5 separate regions of the Mus musculus genome follow, and all the other regions are linked to region 4. Evidence: chromatin loops called from intact Hi-C (ENCODE). Cell type or tissue: left cerebral cortex. All regions are shown on one strand. Region 1 overlaps Slc9c1 (solute carrier family 9, subfamily C (Na+-transporting carboxylic acid decarboxylase), member 1). Region 2 holds the start of Gcsam (germinal center associated, signaling and motility). Region 3 overlaps Gm30636 (a long non-coding RNA gene). Region 4 holds the start of Cd200 (CD200 antigen). Region 5 has its middle 33 kb from the start of Gm30636.

Region 1 (5,000 bases), 190 kb after region 4:
ATATATTGGAGACAATTTGGAAATTTTTCAATATGAGTAAAGTGTATGATGCATTTATAAGCAGACCTATATGAAGAGACTTTTTTTTAAAGTGTGGCTCTAAGAACCTTTAAGTATTCCAAATGTGAAGATGTTTAGCTAATAGAAAACACATTTACCATATATTTTAGGGATAGAGCAGATAAGACTGAGAAGGCTGTGGTAAAGGAGGAAACTGAAATTTAGCAGGAGCCTGTGTTTCTTAAACAAAGGGTACTCTTATAAGTGGGAAAGAGGCCTGCAAGTCCAAGGGTTGTGGATGGGTAGAGTTTTTATCTCTGGATTAATACTCAAGGGCCAATATTTTTCTTTCTATTTTAGATTAGGTGGGCTGGAGCAGGGAGAAAGAAGCATAGCCTTGGTAGAGGGTTTCAACTGAGCTGCATAAAGCTTGTCACTCGAAAGAGTTACAGACTGTCTAGGTATCCGTCGCAGGTGATTGAAATGTGAAGCTTATGCATGCATGCATGTATGAGCTCATATCTATGTATGCACACGCACACAAGATCATCATTATCATTTGGAGGCTGGTAATTCAGGCATGGATTTTAGACAGCTACCTAATCACTCACTGAGCCTTTTAGACCTCTTTAGATGGATTTTTTTTTAAGTAGAATAAATACATCTATTATATTTTAAAAGTATCTTTAAGTAGTGGCACAGTTAGTAACATTCTGCATACCTAGGATTTGAATAAAAACACCAGCAAGCATTTATAAAGGCACTGTATACATAGCAAACCATCACAACCAAGTATAAAACCTCACCAAATTCATGGGACACTGTTTTCCATCACAATAAGCAGGCATGTCCAAAATAAGTCTGAAAGCCTTCAGAAGAGAAATCAACAAGGTTGGCCATGCACCAGTTATTTTGAAACTGCCAATTTGACACAGTCTGGGAAGAGAGATAGAGTCTTAATTAGAAATGACCTACATCAGGCTGGCCTGATAGGCTGGCATGTGAATGTATCTCTAGGGGATTGTATTGATTTTTATCTGATGGGAGATGGAGCCCATTGTCAGTAGCCCTGTTCCCTAGCCAGTGGACTATAAACAGTAAAATGGAAGAGAGAGAGAGCTTAGCTAAGAGCAAGCTAGCAAGATGAGTTTATTCTCTCTCTGCTCTTGACCATGAATGGGATGTGACCAGTTGCTTTGAGCTCCTGCATACCTTATGCAAAATGATGGACCCTTACTTGGAATGAGAAGCTAAAGACACCTCTTTGACCAGATGATTTGTTTTGGGGGTGGTGGTCAGAGTATTTTATCACAGTAACAGAAAAGAAAGTAGGACAGCCCTTAAATGCACCCTGAGTCCCTGCCTCCCACAATTCTCCAGTCACCATGCAACAAGAGCCCTACGGAAGATGGTGAGTTTGATGAATTGTGAAATTGTATTCAATAAAATGGCTGAAATAATAGACCAGCTAAAACTACAAAGAAAGACCAAGACCTTGTGTCAAAACAAATAAACAAAAATAACAACAAAAGCAAATACTGCCAAAATTTAAGGACTTGTAAGGTTTAGTTGTCAGAAAGGAGATATTTTACACTACTAGTATCCAACTGAAGGACCAGGAATAACAGACCATGAAAGCAAAGACTGGACATAAAGTGGCCTTCTGTTGATCTGTCCCATCAATGCTGTGCATGAGCCCTGCCTTCTCCAGATCTACGGTATGAAGGCTGAGAGGGAGCACTGCATCTCTAAATCTACTCTGTCAATGCTGAGAGGGAGCACTGCCTTCTCTAGATCCACTGTGTCAATGCTGAGGGGAGCATTGATAAGATCCAGAGTAGAGATAGTTTCAAATTTAACTTACTTTCATGTTACTCTGGTTTGAAACCCAGCTAAAGCCACCTATTGATTAACCCAAGCAAATTATAAATGCCAGCCTTCACTGAGTCTCCGTGATCAGATAATTAATAGCTCCCTGCAACAAATCTCAGCAATTCAGAGGAATAGAGAGAAATCTGTAATCTCTACAGTGTGTCATCAGGAATCATGAAATTTTGAAAGCTTTTTCTTGAGATTATAATTTTCACACATACAAAGAAACATTAAACAATGATGGATGTCAGGATGGAGTGATGCATTGTATAAAAAATAATGTTAATATCGCCCAGAGGATGCATTGAGCTAACAAGTCACTGAAGCAACGAGTACAGATAGAGCCAACGAACTCGAAGAAAACATACGTAATTAAAGAGAAACTGCTCTTCAACATAGGAGAGATGGAAGGCATCAGCAAAATATACACATGAAATGAATGGTCAAGTGGAAGGTTTAAGATTTGCTCTATACAGATTGAGACGCCAGTTTAAAAATAACATGGGGAAGGGAATGCTAGAAATGGTGTAATCAGTAAGAAGGACAATCTAAGGGAATCTAAGGCTTGAAAGGAAACAGAAAACCGGGTGTGGTGGTAAATGGATTGTGACTTAGAAGCTGGCCTGAGCTATATACAGAGACCCTGTCAAGAAAAGAGAGATGGGAGTAGTAGGAGAGGAAAGTGTGAAGGGAAGGGAAAAGAAAGGGAGGGGGAAAGAAGCAACCAAACAAGCAATCTTGCAGTGGCTTCTGCCAGCATGCTGGCAAACCCTGCAGTGATATTTTCACATCTATGTAAAAACCCATTTTAGCACCTCCAGAATGAACTTTACAAGAATTGAGAAAGTCAAGTGAGAGAGCACCAAAGAAGGAAGGAAAGAAAAAAGCAAGAACACTTGCCAGAAAGATAGGAAACCAAGAACCAGAAAAATAGGAAACAAAACTAAGGAAAGCTGCAGAGCAGTATTCATGGCAAACACAGAAAGAGAAATTCTCAAAACAAGGCTAGCAACCCAAACACAAAAGCACAGAAAAGAGATGTTTCATCACAAGTATGATGTATCTCAAGTATGCTCAAATGACTGAAGATACACAAGCCAGCCAAGGTGATACGCTACCACATCAACAGCACAACAGGCAAAATCTCAAGCTCCATCACAAATAAACACTTTATAAAATTCATCATCAACTCATAAGCAATAGTCTGAAAAGTTAGGGATAGAAAGACAATAAGCAAACAAGATCAAGACAGATTGTGTACATATACATGTGTATATACATACATGCATGCACACATATACTTAGTGCAAAGCTAACGTTATAATGAAAGGGAAAAGCTGACAGCTCCCTTTCTCCTATCACACATTTTCACTCAACAGACTACTGGAGTGTGAGTCACAAAAATCAAGAGGACAAAATAAACACAGGGTATCCAGGTAGGAAAGGATGTGGTCAGTCAGTGACGGTGAAATGACCGCAGGCAGAGAATATGCCCCAAGACCATCTGAAAATGGTAGAACTATCAAACAAACTCAACAAGATCATAAGATGTAACATACAAAAATAAGTCCTGTTACTATATGCTAATAGCGAACCATCTTAAATAGATGTCAGAAGAGCAATCTTGAAATAACTACAAAGGATTAAGTTTACCCTGGGAAAGGAAAGATCTTCACAGTGAAAATAAAATACTGATGAAAGGCACTGAGAAGGTCACCAAAGGCTGGAAAGACAGCCTATGTGCCTGGAGTGGGGAAATCAATGTAAAAAATCTAAACGAAGAAGGGATCAGCAGACTGTGGAGAGACACCCATTTATCCATGTTTATTGCAGTGTCATTCGCAAGTCAAGACATGAAAACTGCATCCAGCAACTGACTCTTGGTTTAGGAAAACATGTGTACTGTGGAATACTATTCAGTCTCTGAAAAGAATGATGGGCTGGAGAGACGGTGGGCTCATTGATACAGGCGCTTGCCTCTAAGGCTGATGACTGAAGTCCCATCCCTGGAACCCACTTGATTGAAGGACAGGACCTACTGCAAGTTGCCCTCTGATTTCTGGAGGTGTCCCATGACATCTGTGTAAATTAATTAACTTAGAGCATAATTGTCATTCCTTAAAGTGATAAAATGTTTTACTGAATGAGATTCTATTTTTGCAGGAATGTGAATGATCTTGAAGATGATTGTGCAAATATTAGAAACCAGGAACAGAAAGAAAAATACTACATTTTTTGGTTTTATCTTCTCCATATGGAATATAAAGCAGAAGACTTCTCTCAGAAAGCACAGAGGGGTGGTTACCAGAAGTGTATGGCAAGGGGAAAAGGGAAGGTGCTAGTCAAGGGTACACTTTAGTTCACTGGAAGGATGTATTTTAATGTTCTGTTGTACTGCATGGTGAACGCAGTAATAATAGTGTATATGTCAAAACAGTTAAAGGACTAGATTTGTAATGTCCTGAGTACAAAACCTTGCAAGCTGGTAAGGTGTAGGACATGCTCATTAGCTTGATGTGTGAGCATACATAGCTATTACTGGCCAAAGAAAAGAATAAAAATAATTATGGAAGATAGCGACTGGGGTTTAGCTTGGTTTAATTTCAAGATGTGCCAATGCCAGACCACACCCAGAAATGCATAGTTTTAAAAAAATAAAAAAATAAAAGCTGAAAAGTCCTTGTTGGACCATGGAGCTTTCTAGACTTGTGTCTGTTCAAGATTGCAAGCCTGAGCTAATAAATGCATTTTATGAGATTTCTGGGCTGCAACATGCCATCTTAATTCTTAGCTTTACTGTCACTGCATGGACATGACAGGTATTTCTTCAGCCATGGACTTAAACAAATTTTTCAATTTCTGTTTTCTCTTTTTCCAGACATATTTTATTCCCATTAGCCACTTGTATGAAGGCTTTGAAAAAAGATGTCCTAACATGAAACATAAAATGTGGCAAAAAATCGGACTTGCCATTACTGCCCAAAAGATCCGAGAACACTTATCTTTTGAGGTAAGAGGGGGTCCTGAATTCTTCCCACCCACCCCTGTCCCCAAGCAAACCTGCACAAAGATAGGGGCAGAAAGCGACTGTAAGCTAGTGTCATGAGCCTGTGCTTCTCCTTAAGGAC
Region 2 (5,000 bases), 200 kb after region 4:
GTCAGGTCCCACACCAGCACTCCTCTGTCCATCAAACCCTTGTGTTCTAGTTTTCTTTCTGTTGTTGCGACAGACTACAACATCAACTTGGAGAAGAAAGGAATTTATTTCAGCTCATAATTTTACATTAGAATCCAGCTTTGATGGGAAGTAAAGGCTAGAACTTCCCATCACTGCCACACTTAAGAGCAGGAAGAAATAAATACATACGCATTTACCGTCGTACTTACTTGCCTGTGCTCAATTTGATTTCTCTGCTCCTGAATAGTTCAGGACCCCCTGCAGAAGGAATAAAACTGCACACACCAGACTGACTCTTCCTCAAGTAACTTAACTGAGGCAGTGCCATGTAGACATGCCCACAAGCCACTGCAATGCAGACAATCCTACTTGAGACTCTCTTCTCAGATGATTCCAGAATGCATCAAGTTGACAAAGCTTAACCATTATACTTTCTTTAAAAAGACCTGAAATCTGATTTATGTTTTCATATCCACTTTTAGAATCAAGAAAATGAGGAATTGATAGAAGAGAATATTAACATCTAAAGAGTCGCCTGGAAAGTTCAGTTCGCTGCCTAAGCTTTTCAAAATGACCATGAAAATATTTATTTCTGGAGATAGAGACAAGCCAAAGTTTATGTGCCTTTTATGTGATAATGTGAATTAAAGCATCTCACACTAACCAACCAACTCTCCAAATGATGTTATTTCTGTATTTAGACTGGGGTGGGGGGATAAAATAAGACTCTTAAGATTTTCTTGTAGGCTTATATTTTTTTAAACCTACTTTTAATAAGGATTCTCAAACACTTCGACCCCCTTCTAGCCCATCATCCAAAGGTAGGGGAGAATAGATGGTAAATAGGACAAGGGGATGTGGACATGTTTAGAAAGTAGTATTTTGGGGTGATTCCAATCTCAGTTTGTCAGGATACTAGCAGTCCTATTCAGTAGTGTCTTAGGGTCTTACTGCTGTGAACAGACACCATGACCAAGGCAGTCATAGACAACACTTAATTGGGACGAGCTTACAGATTCAGAGGTAAAGTCCATTATTATCAAGATGAGAGCATGGAAAAGTACAGGCAGGCATGGTACAGGCAAGACTGAGAGTCCTACATCTTCATCTGAAGGCTGCTAAAAGACTAACTTCCAGGCAGCTAGGATGGAGGTATTAAAGCCCACACCCACAGTGATACACCTACTCCAACAAGGCCACACCTCCAAATAGTGCCACTCCCTTTGCCAAGCATATACAAACCATCACAAATCAGCAGCAGTGGCACTATCCAGCAGAAACCTCCAGGCCTCTGGGAGGAGACAGGGTTTGAAGAATGCAAAGACAATGAATGGAGAGTTACCCCTCAATCTGAAACAAGCATCAGGAGAGGGGAGACGCGTTCTCTACCAACAGCTTATGAGGATATCAGTGTATTTATGGAGGAAGGGGTGGTTAGCCTCGTTTTGAAGAGGAAGCAATGGAACTTAGAGAATTCAGATAAATTGCTTGATATCTTCACTATGTGATGGACTCACTATACAGTTGTGAGCTGGTTTAATCATGTGCCATTTGCTAGGCTGCTGAGGTTGTCTTGGTCTTATTTTCGAAATCTAGGCTACTAAAGAGAAGTATACAGGCCCAATTTCAATGATTGTCAGTGTCCGGCTTGATGCATAGTCTGGATTGTAAAGATCCTATGTAAAACTCCAACGTAGGAATTGATCCTGTCACAGAGATCTAGATCTCTGCCACACCCGAAGCTCAACAACAACCTGAAAAGAACATGTAGAGCTCTTTTATTCCTACTCGCCTACAAAAAGCAGGAACTGGTAGCAAGATAACCACAGAATTCACATATAAAAAAGCTCTAGAGTTTGTGACTGTCAGAAATCCAGTAAAGCACGGTTATTCAGATCTTGTTACCTTATTATATAAAAGTAGAGGGGAATCGTTTTTACACTGGTGGTTAACTGCCCACACAACAGCAAACAAGGAGTAGATAAGGGCAAAGATCTCAGCTCATAAATCTCACTGGTATAAATATCCAGGTTTTTGTTTCTAGTTCAGGGAGTGTAATTTCTTACAGGTCTTAAGTACTGGAGTAAATGCTGATGGGACTAAAGAGAGAAGAGCTCAGAGATTTCCTTTTTGGACTTGTAACACTTTCACCTGTGCAGTGGGAGCAGTTTATTTAGCCCCAAGTCTGTACCACACCAACAATGTAGTGAATGCCCAGCTCCACCTCTTGCAGAATCAACACATTTTCTTTCCTGGTATCTGAGACTTCCACAGCTCAGTGTCTTCATCTAGTGGTCGGTAGTAAAACTGAAACTTGAAAACTGGGATTCAATAACCCAAAATGACAAGGCAGACTGATTTTTCAATCCCCGCCCCTAATGCTTTGACTCTGGTTGTAAACAGCCAGTGTAAACATTTGGGGAGAATTAGGAGGTGTGGCCTTGTTAAAGTATGTGTGACCTTTTTTCAGTTGTGGGGGAGGGTGGTGGTGGTGGTGGTTAAAGCTTTCAAAAAAATCCCAAACAAGGCAAAGTCCTTGTTCTCTCTGCTGCCTGCAGATCAGGATGTGAAGTTCTCAGCGACTGCTCCTAGGCCACGCCTGTCTGCTTTCCACCAGAGTGAATCCCCTGAAACTGGAAGCAAGCCCACAATTACTTTCTTCCATACGGGGTGATTTGTTCATATTGTCTTTCACAGCAACAGAACAATAACTAAGACAGTCCCCATCCTGCTGTTTGCCTTAGATATGACTTCTGTATTGCTGAAAGTCAAATAAAGAAATATATCTCCTCTGTTCTGCTCACTGTTGAGCCCAAGGTCCTCGGCACACAGTAGGTTCTCAACACACACTTGTTGACGGGATGAACAAATGAGTAACCAAACAAGAAACAACCATCATTCAAACGATGATTGCAGTCCCAGGATTCATTTAAGCAGTATAACTTATATACAGTTTACACATCCTTAGTACCATAGTAAAGAAGGCACAGACACACAGCCACTACGGTGGAGACAAAGAACAAGATCCTTTCCTAATATCATTGCCACCTGTCTGTGCAGGGAGTGGGGTGCTCCTGGCAAGCAGTCCAGGAGATATTCAGGTTATTTCTGGGTCCTGGGAGTCTGGGCCTCTGAAATGCAAGGTATCTGCAGCAATATGGACTCAAATTCTGCCTTTAGAGGGCAGCCAAGAGCAATAGCAATAAGGCTCTGTGTTTAGGGAGTCTTTGATAGCCCTAACCAACAGCTCAAAAGATGATTTATAAAGGGTGGTGCTGCCGTTTCGGTTAGATGAATTTTGACTTTTGGAGGAGGCATTGTCAGACAAGATGGGGAATTTTTATTTAAACCAATATATTTATGCACGGACTTCCATAACTACAGGTATTTTTAGGTAGAGAGCTAGTAGTATGACTCCTTATGACTTTTTCAGCCATCCTTACTGTTATTTTACCTTCTTCCTTCTGGATTTATCATCCTTCACACACACACACACACACACACACACACACACACACACACACACAGTAATTAGAGTGCTCCTATTTTTCCCATTTCCCACATCAAACCATTTTACCCTATGATTCCCCTCTCTATGGCTCTGTGGCCACTTCACTCAGCAATGGTCCCTCTCAACTTGCCTTGTTTGTACAGTTACTCCAGTATATGTGCTCGTGAGTACATTTTGAAAGTTTATATATGCCCAGCTAGACTGTGGCTTGATTCTGTTTTCCCTTTTGGAGTTTTTTTTTTTTTTTGAGGGGGGGTATTTGATATTTCAGACTTTTTTGTTTTGTTTGCTTCTAAACAATGATCCTCTCCCATTTGACTTTCTTACTAAATACAGGTGTCTGCCATGGAAAATCTCCCATGGTTCCTCCGTTAGGAAAAGCCTGGGACTCCCTAGTGGCTAACCCTCTCCCTAACCAACCTTTTTTTCCTTTGGTTAATAGTCTGGTGCATCAAGGCCCTGGTCTTTCAAGACACACAAATGTGCCTCTCATCTCCCCCTCAGCCTCTTCCTCCACCATCCAGCAGGCACCTCCTCTTTCTGACTCTACACGGGTGACCAGAGCAGCTCTGAAGCTACTGTCAGTCGGAAACTGCCAGTTACAGAGCACAGTGCCAGACCAAGGTGCAAGCCGGCTGAGAAGGAAGTGGAGACTACCAGAGGGAAGGTGCTGAGGGGCCTGCCTCATGGGGAACTGTTTGCAGAGGACAACCAGGTGAGCTCACTCCCTCCTGCGAGCAGAGACCTGAGCCAGAGGTGAAAGAAAAAAAGAGGACAGCTTTTAGGGTGAATGGACTAGGGAAGGGGTGTGACAAGAATTCAGTCCCTCCTGAGCCATACACCATGTGACTATCCTTACAGGTTTTCACACACAGAGACAATGAGAACATAAGAACAGGTGAAATGAGAGAAAGAACTTATTAAAGGAGGACTCCTGTCCATCTAAGAAATGAAACAGCTGTCCTGGGGCTGGGGAAAGGCATCCTTTCTTGGGCCCTGGATGTTCCTGAATGAGTTATATGTGCCCACCCTTTCGGGGAGTCTTTATAAATTTAAAATAAACACCACATTTCCTGCCATGTTGAGACGGCAGTTAGTACACTTATAGGCGGGTTAAGGAAAAGGTCTTGTCACTAGGGAGAAGACTTGCCTTCATCTTCCTGGACTTTGGTCTCCTCATTTTAAATGGAAAAAAAATTTATAATCCTACCCGGAGGTTCCAAGTGTAGATGGTGGCACCATGGTCCCTGACAGAGAAGGTCTCAGTGATGGGGGACTCTTCTCAATTTTCAGAGCAAATTTTTCATTCAATCAAAGAGAACACATGTAAAAGAAAATATGATCACACAAAATAAGAGAATTTCTATGGTATAAAGTTAGGTGATCTATAGAGGTCTGGCAGGGGGTCTTCCTTGCTGCCTTGGTCTTATATAACATATAAAGGGGAACATAGAAAAATGACGTCTTA
Region 3 (5,000 bases), 58 kb before region 4:
ATCAAAGCATTTATAAATAAAATACAGGTCAGTGGCTCACAGTTTAGAAATACTTAATCTTGGGATCACCACCTCCTTCTTCAGCAGGCTATTTCTGCAAAGCATTCCATTCTCCCACATGGTACTGAAGGACTCACAACGTGAGGACTCCCCCACGTTCTGACTCAGGAGAGGCGACACCCCAAAATCACCCACAAGAAACGGTCTTGCTGCAAATTGCAAGAGGATTTTTATTCAAGAGCGCTCTCGGGCCCACGGTCATACACCACGCAGGGGTAGAGGACCATGGCGCCCCGAGTAGCTGAGTAAGGGGGTATTTAAAGGAAAAAACCACAACTCAAGGAGGTGGGAAGGGCATTGTTGGAAAATACCAAAAATACCAGATAAGAGTCACAAGGAAGTACAAAGTCACAGGTGTCACAAGGAATACCTGGTAATTGTTAACTCTCAAGACAGTTTCTAAGAGCCCCTAACAATAGCACATTTGCATTGCAACTTCCAGGAATGGTCAGGGTGACTTTCTTTGAATGAATACTCCTTGAACTCAGGAAGTGGGTGGGTGGAGGAATGTCACTATCTGTTTTATGATTAGCATACCTTGGAGTACTGAGTTTACTACTCTTTCAGTACCTGCTTTCTTTGAACACGCATGTTATTCAGTTATTGGCTGCTGTGTTGGAATTGTTTGCTCAAGTTTGTTTATCTCCGTGCTTCACATCAGACAGTAAGTGCTATATTTGTTTTGCAGAATTTGTCTCCATTAACAGATAATGCATTTGGGAACAAGTTTTTCTGTTTGTTTGTTTGTTGAACTAGAAACACAATTCCACAATGATATTTTAGTGTTTTCTTCTTCATAACTTTTTCCCATGTATTTTGCTCAAGAACAGTAGAAGATGAATATTTTTATATTATCTCTTTTCTTAAAAAATTGGGATGATGGGCCAGGCGCATGACTTTAATCCCAGCACTTGGAAGGCAGAGGCAGGTGGATCTCTGAGTTCGAGGCCAGCCTGGTCTACAGAGTGAGTTCCAGGACAGCCAGGGCTATACAGAGAAACCCTGTCTCGAAAAGCCAAAACAGAAGAAAAAGAAAAAAAGAAAGGAAGAAAGAAAGAAAAAGAAAAAGGAAAAAAGAAAAAAGAAAAAAGAAAAAAAAATTGGGAGCCAAGGTTCCAGGTAGACCAACCTAACTGGGATGAGTCCAGAGGATAGCTGCATTCAGGTGCAAATTGGTCCAAGCGCAGAAGGGCTGAAGCAATCTACTGCATTCAGCATATGCAAAGGAAACACCTGGGCCCTTTCTTCCTGGGGATCCAACAGCTAGAGGAAGGACAACAAAGAACCAGAACCACGCATTTGCTTTTTCCAGACTTGCCCCACCCACACTTCCTTCCTTCTCTTCTGTAAGAGTTTAGCCCTTAGTTTTGACTGTGATAGATACACTGAGCCCCTAGCCTTGCTTGTACATGGGCTCACTCAATGATTAAGGTAGCTCAGCCCCAGCCCTATATGGGAATCTACAGTGTCACTGCAGGAATCTGGAAGCTACATGGTGAAGCTACATACTCCCTTGTCTCTTTTTACTAAGTTTGGGAACTGTGGGCTTTGCCCTTGACTGAGTTATGAAGTCACTTGCCAAGTCTGATTGTGACAGGAAAGTCCACAAAAGAACCACTTATTACACAAAGTGGAAATTGAAGGCAGAATCTTAGAAGGAAGTGAGTCTAAGGGTTAAGAAGTTCAAATAAACAATCTCTTAAAAGTTCATGAGGTGAGTTAGAGGGCAGCTCTGGAGATCTAGATGAGGACAGCAAGGCAAACCTGGAAGAGCCCACAAGGATCAAGGGTGACTCCATGCATCACTGCAGGCAGACCAGAGATGGCTTCCCCCATTTTGTCTATACGTTCAACTCATTTTTAAATTTCCTTTTATACTTCACTGAAGAATCTCAATTCCAACTTTCTCCTCTAGGGATAACAGTCTCAAAAATTTTAAGCCAGGCTGGATACTCCATTGAGAAATTTGAGAAAAAATTACTCAGAATTCAGTTAAAAAAGACATTTTGGGATCATTGACTAGTTTCACCAAAACTTATATTTAACAATAGTAATTAATATTTACCGCATGCCAATATCGTAGTGCAATCCCTGAGTTTGCTGGCAATTCTATTCCCTACTATGCAGTGCTTGGGGCTTTTTGTGTGGATCCTAAAATTTCTTATTTTTGTTGGGCCATTTAATTTTATTTACTTCCTTATACTCTATAGGCACTTGAAATTGATATCAGGGATTGACCGGAACCACTGGAGGATTGCACATATTTTGTTAACTTGATACAAACCTAAATATAAGTGGGGCATTTTATTGATTGCTATTGAGGGTGGTTCCGTCCTGGGCTATAGAGAAAAGATAGCAGAGCATACCAGTAAACAGCATCTGTCCTTGGTTTCTGCTTCAAGCTCCTGCCTTTGCTTCTCTTGGTGATATAAAGTATAAAACGAGGTAAGCTCTTTCCTTCCTAAGATGCTTTTGATCAGGGCTTTATCACAACAACAAAAAAGGAAACTAGAGCAAGAGGCTTAACGTTCTCCTGTCTCCATGGGTGGAATTGAACAGATGTCTACTCCTAACAAGAGCGTGGACAGTTTATTTAGGAAATGACACCCTGCAAAGGGAAGAAATAGCCAAAAAACAGTAGCTCAAAGACCTCACTGCACAGAGAACAGAGAGTTTTGTGTTGTTTTACTGTGGACGTGTGGGCTTGTTTAGATAGTGAAGGCTTTGGGACTCATTTGCAATGGCACCCATTTTTTAAAGCATGCTCTCTCTGTTACATGTAGTTCCATATATAACTGTGCCTTGCATGTCTCAGTAGCATCTTGAATCTCTATCTAGAGATGTACATTTTAGTGGTATAATGAGCTATAGGTCAGACTCTGGGGTACTTCTGAGCCAGAGCCTGTGATTGGTTTTAGCTGGGTAGGAATTTCCAGTGTATTTTAGTTTTTCATATGCTAATTTTGTAAGACTTTGAGCCAGACCTCCCAGAACACACTAAGTTATTCTGCTTCCACAACTAGAGAGGGAGAAGAGAAACATCTCAAGGACTGCTAACAGTATTTACTTGCACCTCAGATACAGATTTCTGTGTAGTTATTGGGACATAGTTATTTTAGTAAGAAACAAAAAAAGAGACCGGAACCATCAAATTAAAGAAAAAAAAAACTTTAAAAGTTAAAGATATTAAATATATTCTTGGTAAAGATGGTTAGAGAGAGAGAGAGAGAGAGAGAGAAAGAGACACTGTTAGATGAAAAGGGATTTGGGATGGCATTTTTCTCCTCTGTGAGAGGGTTGTTCCAAAACAGAAATAGAAATCAGTCATCAGGAAAGAGAAAACGAGAACACCTGAGCCCGTCACAGAAGGTCTGGGTCACGTCACAAACAAGTTCATACAAGATAAAATGTTACAAGATGGCATATTTGGTTAAGTTTCCGATGAGAAGAGGTTAGCAAAATTTTATAAAGGTCACATTGAAATAAGAAAGCAGAGAAGATGTATTTGTTTGCTTATTTGTTTGTTTGTTTACTACCTACTTACTTATTTACTTATTTTTTTTCAGAGGAGATTTATTTAGTGCAATCACTTTGGGTAAAAGACCAAAGAAGACTCCCTGTACTCAGATTCATCTTTTTCTCTAGTCAGTTTTGGCCAGGTCCATATCTTATCCATCCGACTACTCCATCTTTTCATCAGATATTTGGAAGGAGCTGTAAAAGGAGGCAGTGGAACCCTCAGACACTCCAGTTTAATTTACAAATTTTGGAGTTTTGAGGTTTTTCAAGAACAGAAATAAAAAGACTGAAGCTGCCATGAGCTCACTGGTGATGTTGACTGACCATGCAGATAACCATGGAGGTATCTTGAAGAACTCTTGATGTAGCATGTGAAAATATTATTTCTAATACTAGGGCCTTGTTCTCTGCTGTATTGATATTTCAGCTTGCCTCACTGGGTGAACTTGTATAGTATAGTATAGTATAGTATAGTATAGTATAGTATAGTATAGTATAGTATAGTATAGTATAGTTACTTGTATAGTAACAGTATGGTAGACTTTTCCTAAGAGTCAAAGGAGTTGCCAGCCCCAGCTTTGGAAATGCCATCCATATACACAGCCATATACAATGCCATATACAAGGCCTAAAATTGTCACCTAGACAGTAGGTCACATTCTTGGAACCACAATTTGCTTGCTTATCATTCTTTAACATATGAATAGCTGGGACACTTATACGCTATAGTAGCTACGGCAGCTATAGCAATACGATAAATAAAGTTACAAAATTTCCTTTTCTGTATCTCTTTTCTATAATTAAAGACAAACCTACATATACATAAGCAGAGAAAGAATGAGCATTCAGTAAAGTTACACTAACCAAAATGACTGGTGGATTCCAGGGAAATATAATATTCTGTTGTTGGAAGCAAAGGGGAAAAAATATTGAGAGAATTTATGATTCATGGTACCTCAAAAGACAGACATTACATGTTCTAGTTAATTGTGTCTTTGGGGGAAAAATAGATCATGATCCTGAAGTTAGAGGGCCTGTCTGTCTGTCCTGTCTGCCCTGTCTGCCCTGTCTGCCCTGTCTGTCCTGTCTGTCCTGTCTGTCCTGTCTGCCCTGTCTGTCCTGTCTGCCCTGTCTGTCCTGTCTGTCCTGTCTGCCCTGTCTGTCCTGTCTGTCCTGTCTGTCTGTCCTGTCTGTCCTGTCTTTCTGTCCTGTCTGTCCTGTCTGTGTGATAGCCAGATGTAAAGTCAAGCTGCCTCCTTTCCTTCACCCAGTACAAAGGATGGACACATTCTAAGGAAAGAAATGGCAATTAAATTTTACTTAAATGCTATCTCTGTCAAGGGTATAAATATCTTCTGATGTGTGCTAATACTCTTCTCAGAATGGGAAGAAACCTACCTCTCAAGTTGGATAGAGGTCTA
Region 4 (5,000 bases):
ACTGGCAAAGGTCAATACTTGTCTTCCTTTGGGTTTAGGTAACATAAGAAGGAGAGTTGTGCTAGCCCAGGTCTGCAGTTTGGACTCAGAGAATGAACAGCAGAACAGTGTGTATGCCTCTCTTGGCCAATGGTACCTTGCAGGCATAGGCATTATAGTCAGGGAGAAGACTTGGCTTTGCCAGCACTCTCTGAAAGTGTCAGAGACCCAAAACTTCCAACACAGTCCTGATCCTGGTGTTCCTTGTTATCTTCCATCACCCTGAAAGAGGTGATGTTTCGTCCTGTGGACATCTCCAATGCCACCCCATACCTAAGTGCTTTTCTATTTTCACACCCCAGCCTTTCAGACTTTCTGCCTGGACTCCATGGAGAGTCATAAAGGTGTATGCTCTGGTACCCCATCTACATGGCAGAGTTGAGTCTTCCTTACAAACCTAAGGCTACAGAAAATTAAAAATTCCATCGTCCGAGTGATCCTTGGTACAAATTATTATTCACCCGGACAATTCGTTTTGGGGGTGGAGGTGGGGTGGGTGTACCATGAGTATGCCACGCCTACTTTGAAACTTCTCTTGACTTCATTGATCTAAGGTTCACAACTAAGTCACTACTCTTTAGGAAGTAAAGAGTGAGGAGCTCCCTAAAAGGATACAGCCCCCACTCTCCTTCCCCCTTTTCACGCATACCAATACCACCTTCTAAAAGGGCTGTGCCCTGGGGACTTCATCTATTTTTTTTCTCCCTATTGTTGAACCTATTCTCCATTTGTTCTTATCATGTAGGATAGCTGGAAAAAACTCTAGGCAAATGTATCCTCTGGTTCCACAGCTAGGGATCAATACATTTTACTTTATCTCCAGCTAACAGATTGTGGCGTGCTAATTCTACACCATTATTTTTAACCACTATGCCTTTCTCTCTCAATGAAGCCCAAGCCCTAGCAAAGGCTGTAATAAGAAAATGCAGGGATATCTGGCTTTTGTAGTGAAAAAAATAACAGTGTTATAGGACAAAAGAAAAAGCAGATGCACACATCCTGGGGATGGTGAAAACCAAAAACACAGGGACTGGGGATCAGGGAGTCAAAGGATAGGCTTCACTATGAAAAATTCACATCATATTTATTATATTCTCCTTTAGTTCATGCCAGGCAGTGGTAGGCTTTCTGTTTCTCAGAAAGATGACGTGGAATTGCTGGGCGGTAACCAGGGAACACTCCAGTCTAGAATGAATCCAAAATGTATTAGGTAAGACACATTATTTAACCTCCCTGGAGCCTGGGGGTGGGGCGGGGCGGGGCGGGGGGAAGACATCAGTACTAATCTCAGGGTTAAATGAAACATAGGTGGGAAACTGAAAAATCATAATGCTTCAATATCTGAAACTTCTGAGTACTGACAATGTTATAATGAAAAATTCCACACCTGCCATCATGTGATAGTTATAGTCATCAAGAGGAACTGTATAATCATGGCATTATCTGAGGGTGTGTGTGTGTGTGTGTGTGTGTGTGTGTGTGTGTGTGTGTGTGAGAGAGAGAGAGAGAGAGAGAGAGAGAGAGAGAGAGAGAGAGAGACCTACATGAAAAATGAATGAATTTCCTGTTTAGTCTGGAGTCCCACTCCCAAGAGATCTTATTGTGCATATGCAAATATACAAAAATCTTTATTAAATAGCATTTTTGAATGGTAAAGATCCTAGGAGCTTGCCTACTGCAAACCCAGCAAGTCAGTGCTGCAGCAATATCACAGGTGTGAGGTGACAATTCCACGGTTAAAACCCTGAAGACAGTGCCCAGAATTTAACGGATGCTAAAAGATTAACCAATCAAGAATTAACTAGAGAGTCCAATCATGAAGATTCAAAAAAAAAAATCCTCCTACAATTCTTATCAAGAAGGTGGATGTTCATTAGCTCCTGGGTCTTAGCTGACAACTCCACAGCTGCTAGGTGCATAGCCCCATTCCCCTATTCTTTCTAGGTCTGATTTTGTACCTTATTTCATTGCAGCCACAGAGACTTGGAGAGAAAAAAAAGAACCTCTCTCTCCGATTCTTTGTAAAACAGAAAGCAATTCCTTGTTTGAACATTAAGAGCATCTAGCTGACAGATCCACATTCCTCTTTGTTAAGAAAGGTAACACAAGTCGGTCTTTGTCAGCCTGATGAAAAGTGGTACCTGGGGTTTAATTGCGTTTAGATTCGCATTCAATTCTACCAATTCCGTGTGTATAAAGAATAAGGCGTATGACCACCCTTCCTTTTAAAATTTTCTGCCTTGTAAACAGTACCAAAGACTCAAAATGTCGGCCTCTCCTCTAAATACCTTGGCATTTAACAAGACCACTAAGCTGTGGCTTGCTCGCTGCAGTACTGCTAGATGCTTCATGGTTTCCTAGGCAAGGAGCAGAAATGCAGCAAGAGAGGGGGTGAGAAAGAGAGCAAGCGAGATTACTAGGCTACACCCCTGCTGCAGGTTAAGGACCAACATAGGGGACGCAAAGAGCTACTCCTCCCCTTCTGGGAGCCATGGAGCTCAGGCCGTGTTTTCGCAATGGAATCGCAGCAAGGAGCAAAGCCGCCCACCCTAGATACACGCGTTCCCCGGGCTTTCTCCGGCCGGTGCCTCCTTACAGAGCTCCGAGCCCCGGATACCACTTCTCCAAAGAACAGCTTCCTTGCTTTTCTCGCAGGCTCCACTGGCTTCTGAGAGCCGCGGCTCCAGATCGCCCATTCCGCCCTCCTTCGCATCTCAGATTCCACTCACCAGACTGCCCATCCTTGCTCTGGGCCGCAGCTAGACACCAGCTTCTCGGGGTCTGAGCTCTTCCACGATGGAGGATATCTCCGCAACACCTGTGAGCAGGGACACTACTATTCGCCGTAGAGAGAGCCCCCTCCACTGCACAGGCAGACTCTACAGCTCCTCTAGTGTGGAGGAAGAGACGACCAACCAACCACGCCCTCTACAACCTCATCCCTAGCCCCTGCCCCCGCCCCCGCCAGGTTCTCGCCTTTTAGAGTAATATAGCAAAAATGTGAAAGAATCACTCTATATTTTTTTCATTTTAGATTTATTTATCTTATTTTACATGTGTATGCATGTTTCGTCTGCATTCCCATCACTGGCCTCTCTCCCGTGCCAAATGGCAGTATAGGGTGACGTAGTCCATACAGAAAAATCAGAGTGGGAACTAACTTGAGTGGACAGTAATTTGAGTCAGAAACCTGGTGCATCCTGTGGTTCTGTACAGCAAAAGATAAACACGGAGAACAGAACAATAGTGTGTGTGTGTGTGTGTGTGTGTGTGTGTGTGTGTGTAGGGGGAAGGTAAGGAGCTTCATACAGACACCCTGGGGGAAAAAAAAAAGGAAAACTTTATTTTACGATTTGTTATATTAAAGGCCAGTGCGAGTGTGTGTGTGTGTGTGTGTGTGTGTGTGTGTGTGTGTGTGGTTACCAGGTACCTCATCTAGAGCTTTAGAGGTCCTAAGGGCTCAGAGTTACCTGTGAACACACTTCCTGAAAACCCAAAAGCACTTTCTTTCTGCTAATCAGATTGTCCTGCAGTATTCCTTAAAACAGATGAGAACCAAGGGACAGATCAAATGAGTCACAGGAAGCCCTGGAACTGAGGTTTTTCCTTGATGAAAGCTTTACAGAAACGATTGACTATATTGGTGACATTTCTGTTTCTGTACTAGAGTAGAAACCTGTGGAAAAAGATTTGTTGGGCTTATAGCTACAGGAGGAGAGTCTCTAAGTGACCAGGAGGCATGGTACCAGGCTGCCAGAGAGATCACATCTTCAATCACAAGTATAAAGCAGAGAGAGAGAGAGAGAGAGAGAGAGAGAGAGAGAGAGAGAGAGAGAGAGAGAGAGAGAGAGATCGAGAAAGAGAGAGAGAGGAGAGAGAGACTTGGGACCTACAACTGAAGGTCACCCTCTAAAACCTGACAGTGGGACCCATTGCTGAGGTCAACTTTCATTCAGCTCACTGAACATAGAGAGGCTAGAGCTGAGGTTTGGACTCTAGACTCTAGTCTCTCTGGTGTGAGAAGGTATTCTACAGACCATGAAAAGACAAACCTGGACACTAAACCTGCCTCTAAATCCTCTACCCACAATATGTCCTGCCTATGAGATTTTAGTAGAAAATGTGAGGGAGTGACCAACCAATGTTTAGTTTAACTTGAGGCCCACCCTATAAGAGAGAGCTTGTACCTATATTGCCTGGATGGTCAAGAACCAGATAATGGAAAGCCCAGAGTCCTAGGGTAGAACCAAACACAGCTGGGGAAAGAAAGAAGGAAAGAGAGAGAAAGACAGAAAGAAAAAGAGAAAGAAAGAAAGAAAGAAAGAGAGAGAGGGAGAGAGAGAAAGAGGGAGAGAGAGAAAGAAAGAAAGAAAAAGAAAGAAAGAAAGAAAGAAAGAGAGAGAGAGAAAGGGGGAGAGAGAAGAAGAAGAAGAAAAAATGGAAGGAAGAAAAGAATGATTCTTAATGACATTCTGCTATACTAATAGATTGGGGCCTTGACCAGCTGTCATCAGAGAGGCAGCAACAGATAAAATCTGGTTCAGAGACCCACAGACAGACATGTGGAGAGAGTCTAAACCAAAGGTCTTCCTCAAGTCCCTTCCCTCTGACTGCATCCTATTCCTTCTCAGTACTCTCTGCTGCCCAGATAGCACACATACTCTACCTTAGCCTCTCGAGTACTGGGAATACAGATGTGAGCAACCATGGGAGGTTATTTTTTATGTTGGTGCCAACAATACTCTTTTCTTATAGATGGCATTTCATAAGTATGCATGAGGACGTGTGTTTGTGTGTGCAAGTCATTCTATTGGGGTACCTTTGAATATCTTTCTCCTTGAAGCTTTCTCTATTCTTGTTATTTTATTGGTATGTAAATGACACTTTACTAGGCATTGTTTTGCCTTAAATCTTCTTAAGTTTGAGCAGTAGATTTCAAGAGCTGAGTTATACAATAAGAG
Region 5 (5,000 bases), 79 kb before region 4:
TCATACAAGTGTGTGTGTAGTAATCAAAAGGAAAAAAACAGGACGGAGGCAACTAAGAAGCTGTTAAAATTACTTAAGTAAGGGAGAAAGTTAACCACAGAAAGGAAGATGTGTGGGTGATTCAAGTTTTGAAACTTAGCAGCAAGTTAGGTATGGGGTCTTAGTTTTCACTGCCCAGAGCCAGAGGGAAAGGCTCCAGAGGGTTGATTTCTGTTGAAGAGTACACAGGTATGAAGGACAATCATCACTTGAGGATGTTTTCAGATATGTGGGATGGACATGTTATTTCTTTAAAATCATATCAACATTTATGAATTGTTTCAGCATCTCTAAACACTGATTAGAATCCATAAACTTAAAAAAGTAGCACATATTATAAAAGCCTGAATCAAATGTATACCTGTATTTATTATGCCTTATTCTAATATAATTGCCCATCTGTTGCTTCTTTCAGTATCAATCTTTTTGAGTTCTAGAGCATCTTGTATGTTTTGGGTCTTATGGAGCTGGTCTGTTTAGGCATTAATATCATCATCTATGCATAGCACCCAGAGTTCTCCCCTAACCTGGTCCTTAGCACAAGCATGTTGAAATATCTTCCTTCTAGTTTTGTCCTGTCTGTAGTGGGGAGAATCTTCCACTTCGGGTGGATTTATTGCTCAGTCTCTTTTCTTTAACGGGGAGAGGATTAGGAGGGAAACAGGAAGAAGGGGGTTAGAAGTCACTAATAGTGAAGCAATTGAGCCAACCAGGTGAGGCTTGCAGTAAGGGGCAAGGACAAGAGGAAGAGAACAGGGAATTTGCCTTCTATGTTTGTCCAGTACCCCTATCAACGTTCACTTCTTAAACCCTCCTGTATAGAGAGTCTTGTCTACTTTTGGATCACAAAATTATAATTTTGCATCTTTGGATCACAGTTTCTAATCCCCCCCCCCCAATTTTCATGGTACTTGAATCTGATGTCAATGGACTTCTTTCAGTACTTGAACAAAAATGTGCTTTGAGAAAATTTTTTAAAAAGAATTGAGGGTCAATATAAGAGTTAATTTTAACAAGAAGTTATCTTGCATTTCTATGAATAGTCTTATTATATAATGTGTTTTCCCATAAGCCTTTGTAACACTTCCCTCTACAAAAACAACTCAGTGAATTAATTGAAGGAAATTCATGGTCATAATGACAGCATGCAAATTACATAATACCTCTTTGATACAAAAAGCAGGCTTTTTGTGCAGATCAAAAGGGTAAATGAAAAAAATGGCTAAAAATGGAGACAGTAGACATTATAGAAATCAGGAAACAGGATGAGGCAGGCTGAGAGAGAAGATGAGGCCTTCCATTAACCCTGTGTTTTCTAGATGTTTTTGAATTCTGCATCTGGCCCCTGGCATAAGAATACAATGTACCCAATGTCTGCTTGTGTTTTTTGTCTAGTTCTTAGAACAACATTAGTCAGGGTAGTGATGTCCTGGAGCATTTAAACAATGAATTCAACATGCCAGAAGTTGCGGTAACGGTAAATCAGCCAGGGTCATCATGACACTGAAGAGAAATGAAAGCAAAGCCAGGGTGTCAGGTTCTAGGGGTACAGCTCTTGATTCACAACCAGTGGCTATTCATGGAGGTAATCATGTTGATGCTTAAAGGGCTGGGACCCAGAGGCCACACTGGCATCATTATAACTTGGTATGGCATATGTGCTTATGAAATTTCCAGAGGGCCAAGAACAGCAGCACAGTTTGTCCAAAGGCCCAGTGGGGAATTTGACTATGTTACATGCTGTCTACTTCCCAGGATTTTCTCTAGAATCTTGATGCAGCATTTATGCCCTTATAACTCTTACCTTCTTGCAAAACCAGTTCCACATGGGTGACCCCTAAGATCTACTGTCAGATCAAAAAGTAGCCATCCCTCCCTTTATAACTATAGTTATAGTGACCTCTAAGTTTCTGCACAGTCCACCCTGAGATGCATTTCTGCACAGCCTTGGATGGTAACAACAACAATAGCAAAACCGTTGGTGGGAACGGTAGAAATCTGATTAGGAACTTTCCTACTCTTTTAAAAATAGAATGGTTTATTCCCAAGGAAATCAAACAATAAAGTTTGCTGAATTCAATTTCCTCATAAACTTGAGTGTTATTAATAAAAGGATTCATAGAGACAACTCTATTATGCATCACAAAGATAGAAAGCTGCTGCTTAGAACACGGTGTTCTTAAGTTTATTTTTATTTAGGGCTTTTCAAATTTGACTGTGCCTACCAGACATCTAGAGTACTTGGTGAACTATAGACCACGTAGACAGAGGTGTATTTGAATCCCTGGTAAAACCTGAGATTCTGAACTTCTAACTCCTGGAAAGTGCCAGCCTTGTTGGTGCAGTGGGACAGATAGTGTCCAGTTTCATGCAGTTGGGTGGGGAGTCTCACAGTTTCCTTTATTTTCAAGCAAAGCTGGACTACTTCAACACTATTAACTCGCTTTCAAATGTAGAGGTCTGCAGTGACCCCTGGCTTAATGCCCTATGTCCTAAGGGCTGGTTGGTCACAGCATATAATTATCATGTGGGCAAGAAGCCAGAAAGGGACTTGTGCTCTGACTTGTGCAGCCCCTGCAGAGAGCTCTGCACAAGGTCATTTTGCAGACAAGGCCAGCCACCTGTGTTCAGGGACACTCTCCAGACAGTCAGGCAGAGAAAAGGAAGCCCTGTTGAGAAAGTGAGCCCTTCATTTTGCACCAAACTCAGAAAGCCATCCAGACACAGGAGATTGTGACCTGAATAGCAGAGTTCTCCCACAGTCCTACTCTGATCTCTGTTATTATAAGAAAATACCTGAAGCTGGGTCATTTTTAAGAATAAGCTTGTTGTATCCTACAATGTTCAAAGTTGGGATCATCAAGAGCATAGACTTAATTCATGCTAGGAAACCCAAGTGAAGATGCCCAAGCTTCGTCAGAATCCAGCTTAGCAATCACTAATTCAGTCTCATGAGCATCAGCCCAACTGCATTCGAAAGGAATTGATCTATTTTTTTTTAACATTTCTACTTTTAAAACAATTATGTGTTTTGATGTTTTACCTGCATTCATGAAGTACCCTCAGAATCCAGAAGAGGGCATAGGATTCCCTGGAACAAGAGTTATAAACAATGCTGACCCACCACAGGGTTGCTTGGCCTCAAACCCAGGTTCTCTGGAAGAACAAGATCTCAAAACCTTAATATTTGAAACCAGTGAATAATGAATGAGCGAAGAGTGAGCACTTGTGGGAAAGCCCACAATGAAGGATTGCTTCATTCTGGTCCCAAGATCAGTCATGGTTTTTCCTTTTATTAGGTCAAAAAGTCAGGATGTTTTTCTACATGGGAAAAGGAAGGCATAAGTTAAGATACTTCAAAACATTCGTCTACATACACTTTAGGTGCTGTACTGAAGGGTGGGCCAACAGGATTAGTATCTCAGGTTGCTATGGGCTACACGGAAAGTCAATCTAACATCTCTCTGAACCTCAGTTTCCTAATATTAAACAAGAATAGATGTAATAGTCCATGTTCATCCTTAATATGAGATGTCTTAATTATATAATAGAGATTTATTGCTTTTCTAGGTCTGGCATAATTTCAGAAGTAACATTTCTGAGGGCTCTTATTATGAAATGAGGAAGTGAGCCTGAGAAGAGACTTCTAAAATAGTTGCTGGTTTTTCAGTTCGGCAAGTTTTATTTATTTATTTTGTTTACTTATTTTAGATGGGGTCTCATGTTGTAGCCTAGGCTCGTGAATTAATTTCTACCCTTGAGCCTTGGTTTGCAGACCCAGAATTCCGTGAGAGAAAGGGTGGCCAGATTCCCCCAAGGAAGGATATTGATAAAATACTTAAAAGTTTGACCATTAGCCTTTCTCCAGTCCTTCCCCAGAGGGAAATACAGCCTTTTACAAAAGTAACTGTACACCAGGGGAATGAAAACAATCAGACTTTTCAGGGTCTGTTGGATGCTAGTCCTGAATTAACGCTTTTCCCAGGAGATCCCGAGAAACACAGTGGCCTTCCAGTTAAATAGGAGCTTTTGGAGGTCAGGTGATTAATGGAAGTTTGGCCCATGTCCTATACATAGTAGGGCCAGCATGTCCTCAAATTCATCCTGTGGTGGTGGGTTTTTTTTTCCCCCAATCCCAGAATGTATAATTGGGATAGATATATTTAGATGTTGGCAGACTTCTCCCATTGGTTTTCTGACTGGGGAATGAGAGCTATTATGGTTGGAAAGGCTAAATGGAAGCCTTTAGAGTTCCCCGTGCCAAGGAAAATAGTGAATCAAAAACAGTGTTGCATCCTTTTAGGAGTTACAGAAATGAGCACCACTACCAAGGACTTGAAAGATGCACGAGTCGTGGTTCCCACCATGTCCCCTTAACTTTTCTATCTAGACAGCACAGAAGACATATGGATTGTGGAGAATAGCAGTTGACTATCAATAACTCAGTCAGGTATTGCCTCTGATTGTAGCATCTGTAGTAGCTGAGGTGTCCTTACTTGAGCAGAGTAACACCTCCTTGCTCATGGACATGCTGGATAGTTTTCTGTCCACTTGAGACAAGCTAAAATCATCAGAGAGGAGGAGCCTTGAGGAAGAAATCTGTACAATTAAGCTGCAGCAGGAAGTGTACACGGGCTTAGCTTCAGGCACTGCAAAAGACCCAAGGGCAGAAAAAAGTAGGCTGGACAAGCACACAGCCTTGGAAGGGCCTCTCTTAATGTCCTTTAGTCTCAACAGCCACAGGACAGTGGGTGGGGGAGCACCCTCATAGAGGTAGGAGGAGGAGGGATGGGATAGGGAGTTTCTGAAAGGGAGACCTAGAAAGGAGAAAACATTTGAAATGTAAATAAAGAAAAAAAATATATAAAAAGATTGAGCTGCAGGCAAGCCTGTAGGCCATTTTATTAATTAGTGATTAACAGGGGAGGTCTTGGGTCCTATAAGAAAAACAGACTGAGCAA

Evidence for each region. Peaks named below come from ENCODE experiments on the same cell type or tissue, not always from the same donor. Only the 100,000 strongest peaks of a DNase experiment are listed, where the experiment ranks them.
Region 1: it touches region 4 in a loop (2.9-fold over the local background); 6 of 42 quality-filtered maps call a loop at or near these places.
Region 2: a loop joins it to region 4, with 5 times the contacts of the local background. A loop is called at or near these places in 6 of 42 quality-filtered maps.
Region 3: a loop joins it to region 4, with 2.3 times the contacts of the local background. A loop is called at or near these places in 11 of 42 quality-filtered maps.
Region 5: a loop joins it to region 4, with 2.8 times the contacts of the local background. A loop is called at or near these places in 11 of 42 quality-filtered maps.

What each region holds. Positions count from the first base shown.
Region 1 is chr16:45,594,701-45,599,700 of GRCm38, forward strand. Slc9c1 (solute carrier family 9, subfamily C (Na+-transporting carboxylic acid decarboxylase), member 1) reads left to right here. Exons shown (of 28, transcript NM_198106.4): 24 at 4,751-4,882; 25 at 4,998-5,000. Among named protein-coding and RNA genes, the nearest start is that of Gcsam, 13 kb to the right of the region's middle. In left cerebral cortex, no CTCF peak of the experiment used is centred here; a DNase peak (open chromatin) is centred at 2,669.
Region 2 is chr16:45,606,314-45,611,313 of GRCm38, forward strand. It overlaps Slc9c1 (solute carrier family 9, subfamily C (Na+-transporting carboxylic acid decarboxylase), member 1), which reads left to right. Exons shown (of 28, transcript NM_198106.4): 28 at 504-688. The coding sequence ends at 548. It overlaps Gcsam (germinal center associated, signaling and motility), which reads left to right and starts at 4,127. Exons shown (of 5, transcript NM_008099.4): 1 at 4,127-4,247. The coding sequence starts at 4,219. In left cerebral cortex, CTCF peaks have their summits at 2,324 and 3,203 (motif pointing right); DNase peaks (open chromatin) are centred at 2,279 and 3,193.
Region 3 is chr16:45,348,357-45,353,356 of GRCm38, forward strand. All of the region lies in intron 1 of Gm30636 (a long non-coding RNA gene), which reads right to left. Among named protein-coding and RNA genes, the nearest start is that of Gm30636, 12 kb to the right of the region's middle. In left cerebral cortex, a CTCF peak has its summit at 1,958; DNase peaks (open chromatin) are centred at 88, 1,376 and 2,658.
Region 4 is chr16:45,406,088-45,411,087 of GRCm38, forward strand. Cd200 (CD200 antigen) reads right to left here and starts at 2,966. Exons shown (of 6, transcript NM_010818.3): 1 at 2,769-2,966. The coding sequence starts at 2,780. In left cerebral cortex, a CTCF peak has its summit at 2,905; DNase peaks (open chromatin) are centred at 1,192, 1,874, 2,651 and 2,850; H3K4me3 peaks cover 2,717 bases; H3K27ac peaks cover 2,225 bases.
Region 5 is chr16:45,327,313-45,332,312 of GRCm38, forward strand. No RefSeq gene overlaps it. Among named protein-coding and RNA genes, the nearest start is that of Gm30636, 33 kb to the right of the region's middle. In left cerebral cortex, a CTCF peak has its summit at 3,114 (motif pointing right); a DNase peak (open chromatin) is centred at 3,113; H3K27ac peaks cover 964 bases.